2 separate regions of the Homo sapiens genome follow, and region 2 is linked to region 1. A link is a loop called in an ENCODE intact Hi-C map of the cell type or tissue named here. Cell type or tissue: Calu3. All regions are shown on one strand.

The links. Peaks named below come from ENCODE experiments on the same cell type or tissue, not always from the same donor. Only the 100,000 strongest peaks of a DNase experiment are listed, where the experiment ranks them.
Region 2: a loop joins it to region 1, with 2.2 times the contacts of the local background. A loop is called at or near these places in 34 of 110 quality-filtered maps.

The regions. Positions count from the first base shown.
Region 1 is chr10:93,424,315-93,426,814 of GRCh38, reverse strand. MYOF (myoferlin) reads left to right here. Exons shown (of 54, transcript NM_013451.4): 5 at 657-744. Among named protein-coding and RNA genes, the nearest start is that of MYOF, 57 kb to the left of the region's middle. In Calu3, no CTCF peak of the experiment used is centred here; DNase peaks (open chromatin) are centred at 19 and 1,524.
Region 2 is chr10:93,375,434-93,377,933 of GRCh38, reverse strand. It overlaps MYOF (myoferlin), which reads left to right. Exons shown (of 54, transcript NM_013451.4): 22 at 505-611. Among named protein-coding and RNA genes, the nearest start is that of MYOF, 110 kb to the left of the region's middle. In Calu3, a CTCF peak has its summit at 1,391 (motif pointing left); DNase peaks (open chromatin) are centred at 803 and 1,363.

The DNA.
Region 1 (2,500 bases):
TCAGGTTCAAGCAATTCTTCTGCCTCAGCCTCTGAGTAGCTGGGATTACAGGTGCCTGCCACCATGCCCAGTTAATTTTTGTATTTTTAGTAGAGACAAGGTTTCGCCATGTTGGCCAGGTTGGTGTCGAACTCCTGACCTCAGGTGATCCACCCGCTTCGGCCTCCCAAAGTGCTAGGATTACAGGCATGAGCCACCGTGCCCAGCCCTAAAATTCTTCTTTAAAAAGAAGCATGAAAATAAATCTCAGCAATTCATAATGAAATAAGCAATGAGCAAACAAATAAATTAATCATTTACAGTGACCCTCTGTAATTGTAATTCTGTGATGGGAGGGCATCTCCAGTCTAGGATGGAGGTGTGTGACAATTCACACCTGCTTGTCACAACTTTACTCTGTTGATGAGGTGGCCCCTTAGCAAGGATACACTTGGCAACCTGTGACAGGGAGCTACTTCCCCACCCTGCCTTGGCTGTCAGTGGGAGGATAGGAACAGTCGAGCTTGTGTCCCTCTCCCCGTTTCCAGCCTCGCTTACCTACTCCCTCTCTCTTACCCCTTCCAAGACTTTGGCTCCTGCTGAAGTCACTTGCATTGAGTCTATAACATGCTGGTGCCCTGCACTGATAATATTTGCAACGAATTATTTCTACCCAGGCCACCATTGACTTGGTGATCGGCTATGATCCGCCTTCTGCTCCACATCCAAATGACCTGAGCGGGCCCAGCGTGCCAGGCATGGGAGGTAAGCTGACCCTTCTGAAGGCCCAGCCACCCCCAGGGGGAGGCTGCTAAAGACACACAGGAGAGTGTCTGGAGAAACCCTGCCATTGATCACAAGCCTGTAGCTCCCTGCCCACCCAGACAGGGGCCCCGAGAGGCAGGTGGGGCTGCCTGAATTGGGACATTGCAATTGTTTATGAAATGCCCTTCAAGGTAGAGGGGAAGGGTGAACCAACCCTTTACTGAACAACCTCACGGTGAGCACAAAAAGCACATGCCGGCTCCAGCAGAATGTCCCAGGGCTTTGCTTCAGGTTTGTGGCTTCCACCCCATACAGTGTCTCCAGGCTGTTTGGCTCAAGGAGTGGCCCCTCTGCTCTCCTCTGTGTGTCTCCTCACCTCCCAAAGGTGCCACCACCGGGCTCTGCTCTCAGCACCAGTCTCATGGGCATGGCTTTCGACTGGAACCTCCTTCACTGTCTCCCCTAACCCCGGCCCCATCTTGTCCCCAAACAGCCCCAGGTCCTCTAAGCAATTGCTTCTCTTCAGCATAGCCCGCATTGTCCTTGGTCTCTGACATGGGTTGCCAGTCATTCAGGGCCATCAGGTGCCAGTCTAGGTGGGGTTGGGGCTGAGGGCTCAGGGAGGGAGGGCCTACAAGACAATCAGTCCTCTCATGCAGCTGAGTCGGACCCCCTCTCAGTGTTTTCCCAGGATGACGTGATGCTAAAAGTCTCTGTCCCTTCCTCAGCCGTAAGATGCATGACCAAGGCACAGTCTCGGCATGTGTCCCAGGAAGGGAGGGGCCCCTTATCTCACCACACTCACCTGCTTCCTTGAAACTCTCCCTCCTGGCTGGGCGTGGTGGCTCATGCCTGTAATCCCAACACTTTGGGAGGCCAAGGCAGGTGAATCACCTGGGGTCAGGAGTTCGAGACCAGCCTGGCCAACATGGTGAAACCTTGTCTCTAATAAGAATTCAAAAAAATTGGCCAGGTGTGGTGGTGAAGGCCTGTAATCCCAGCTACTCGGGAGGCTGAGACAGGAGAATTGCTTGAACCCATGAGGAGGAGGTTTCAGTGAGCCGAGATTGTGCCACTGCACTCCAGCCTGGGCAACAGAGTGAAACTCCGTCTCAAAAAAAAAAAAAAAAAAAAAAAAAAATGGAATTCTCCCTCCTGGGAGGAAGTCCTGCACTTGTTGCTGAGGTGGCTCCTCGGGGCTCATCTTCTTCTTGCTTCTCTTGGTTGGGAACTTGGCTCTCCGGCCGCCCGAGGGTTCACTTTACACCTGCAGCAGCACCCTCCCTGCCTGTCCTGCCCAGTCCCACCTGACTTCTCATCTTGCTCAGCCTGACCTCCGCCCCTGCCCCTGCTTATGCACCCATTATGAATGTTTTGGCCCATTTTTTGACTAAGTAGTTGTGAGTTTCCAGTGAGGGTTAGGTGGCTTCCTCTTGGTGACAAGACTGAGATGGCCCCAGCACATCAGCAGCATGCTCTGCCCATCGCCCTCTTCCTAGCGGCACCCTGAGCATTCTACTTGGCTTTGGACACTCAGCCCTGCGGGAGCGCTGCAGTGGCTCAAGAACATCCATGGCTCCCTTTGCTTCCACAGCAGTGATGACAAAAAAAAACAAACAAAAAACCACGAAACACAGAGGACACAGGCCAGCACCAGTAACACCATCAGGGGCAGAACTGAGTGGTCCCACCCATTTCCCTCAGACCTCCGCTGCCGATGACTATTGTCACCAGCATTTGTATCTGTGTGGGAAAG
Region 2 (2,500 bases), 49 kb after region 1:
TATGACTTCATAAAGATACTTCCAATTCCAGTCCAATACCACAAGGTTTATCCTAGTCCTCTGTATTTCTATGTCTCTAACTTTCTTCTCCAACAGTGAGAAATCTGGCCTTTGTTATCCTCAATATATTTACTCCTTGGTTCAATCCTAAAATCTGTAGATAAACCACTGTGAAAAATAAGCCTACTAATTAGAGTTCAATATGTTTATGGGTTTTTTTTTTCTGCCTTTTAACAAAGTGTACATAGTCAAAATACTGTGTTCCAAAAGTTACTTGGGTTAGTTTAGTGTAATTATGTTATTCATCTGAAATGTAATTAGATCTGTTTTATTTCTGGTTATATTCCACTTTAGGGTTCCCTCTCCTATCTTTGCTGGTTTCATTTTATTTGTTTTTTGAATATACAAAAATATTTACATGATTTCACAGGTTAAACTATATGAAAAGGTATAATGGCATAATGAACAATTATCAATTATTTCCTCTCTTTTCAAATTCTTCAGCAAACAAATATAGAAGCTCTAAAATCAGGGATACAAGGTAAAATTCCTGCAAACCAGCTGGCTGAATTGTGGCTGAAGCTGATAGATGAAGTTATAGAAGACACGAGGTACAGTGATCTTACGCCTATCTCAGAATTTTCATCCAGGCGCTCCTCCCTGAAATTCTAAGACTGTAAATCCTGTGGAATTGTTTCTAGTGTTTGTCTAAGAAGTGATTTTGAATTATTCAAACTTCGTAAAAAGTCCTCACTGGGAGGAGTGCCTGAATCACCACCAGGAAAAGCTCCACTTTCTGATTTGGTGCCAGTTCTCAAGTAGCCTAGGGAGGCTGAGGCCCCACTCCCAGAAGCACGTCCCAGGCAGCCTCAGGCAAGGGATGGGGAGCGGAGAAAGAAGCAAGCCTGAGCCTCTGCTTCTCATCAACCCAAGAATGACCCCCACCCTGGAGAAGGGTGACTTCTGGCTCCTACGGAGAATGGGATCTGGGAGTGGAGCATTGATTTTACCATTCAGAACAATATCTCTAATTCATAAACATATTTTTAGAAACAGCCCTTTTACTTGCTCTTTTACTGAATGCCTGATGAACACTGTGGCCAAGCCTCTGTTAGGCAAAACCAGTAGATTTGACTTGAACCAGCGGACCTTTCATAACTGATTCGGGGAAACAGCTCAGATCTTTTAGCATATGGAAATCAAAGGGGGAAGTGATTCGTTCCAAACTCATTTTAAATATTGGTTAATAAAGCAGTGGACAGGGAAGTTCCGAAAGAAAAGCATATTGAATGCTTTCCACAAGCAAAAAGGCCTTTATTCCCCACACTGGGCTAACACCCTAAGTCACCCTGTCTTCTTGTGCCTCCTAGTGGTAAAGCCAGGTAATTGAAACGCAACCAAAATCAAAGTACTGCTGGGGTGCTTGTTTAAGTTCTGAATGTTAGAGCTGGGTCCTAAGGGATCATGTCCTTCAGTCTCCTTATCTTGTAAATGAGAAAACAGAGGCCCAAAGAGGAGAAATGACATATCTGATGCCCAGAGCTGGGTTTGCCAACTCAGCCCCTCTTCCTGCCATGTATTTCACAGTAGACATCTATTTGTTCAAGGCCCCAAGTGTGACTTTTGAACTAACAGCTTCCAGATATCTTTTTGCCTCAAAGTCTCACTCTGGGGAATTAACCCTTCAAATACAATGCCGTAGTTATTTATGAAACCAAACAGAAACATTTGGTAATAACTTTCATGGAGAAATTGTCTGTGAATTTTAAGATTTGCAGAGCAAACCACAGTCATCTATTTATACTTCTGATATGAGCTGTTTTTGAGGAATCAAATTGGAATCTTTCTAAACTTTATGTAACAGGAAATTCAGTGTCTAAGGGAAGTTGTGCTAGGATTTTCTTCATTGAAGAAGCTAGGTGAAATTCAAGTGAGTGGAAATTCTAGGTAAGGACACTGTGAATCAGAGCTTCGTGAACCTGGTGGAAATCCTCACCCTGTGTCCCACCAGATGCCATGGTGGGAGGCAAGGCCTGGCAGCAGAAGGCTAATTCTGGCTCTAGCTCAGCCATTCTCAGGAACCCTTGGGGGTCTCATCACAACACATCCAAGTTCTCATATTGAATGGAGATTTGGCCTACATGGTTGGTTCATAAATCTTTCTGGAGTTCATGGGCCCCTTTGAGAATCTGATGAGATGATGGTGATAATAAAGATGACAACGAGATGATGATGAGGATGGCAACATTGTTTAGACGTTGCTATGCAACTATTCTAAATCCTTTCCATACAGCAACTCATTTCCTTCTCACAACAGCCCTAAAAAGCATGTCCCACATTTGAAAATAGGAGGACAAGGAAGTAAGTGACTGGTCAAGACAATAGAACTAGTAAAGAATGGAGCCACGATTAGTACCCAGGTTGTTGGCTCCAAAGCCTATGTTCATCATTACATCACACTACGTGTTGACACAGATAGACACAGTTTTCTTTATAAGTT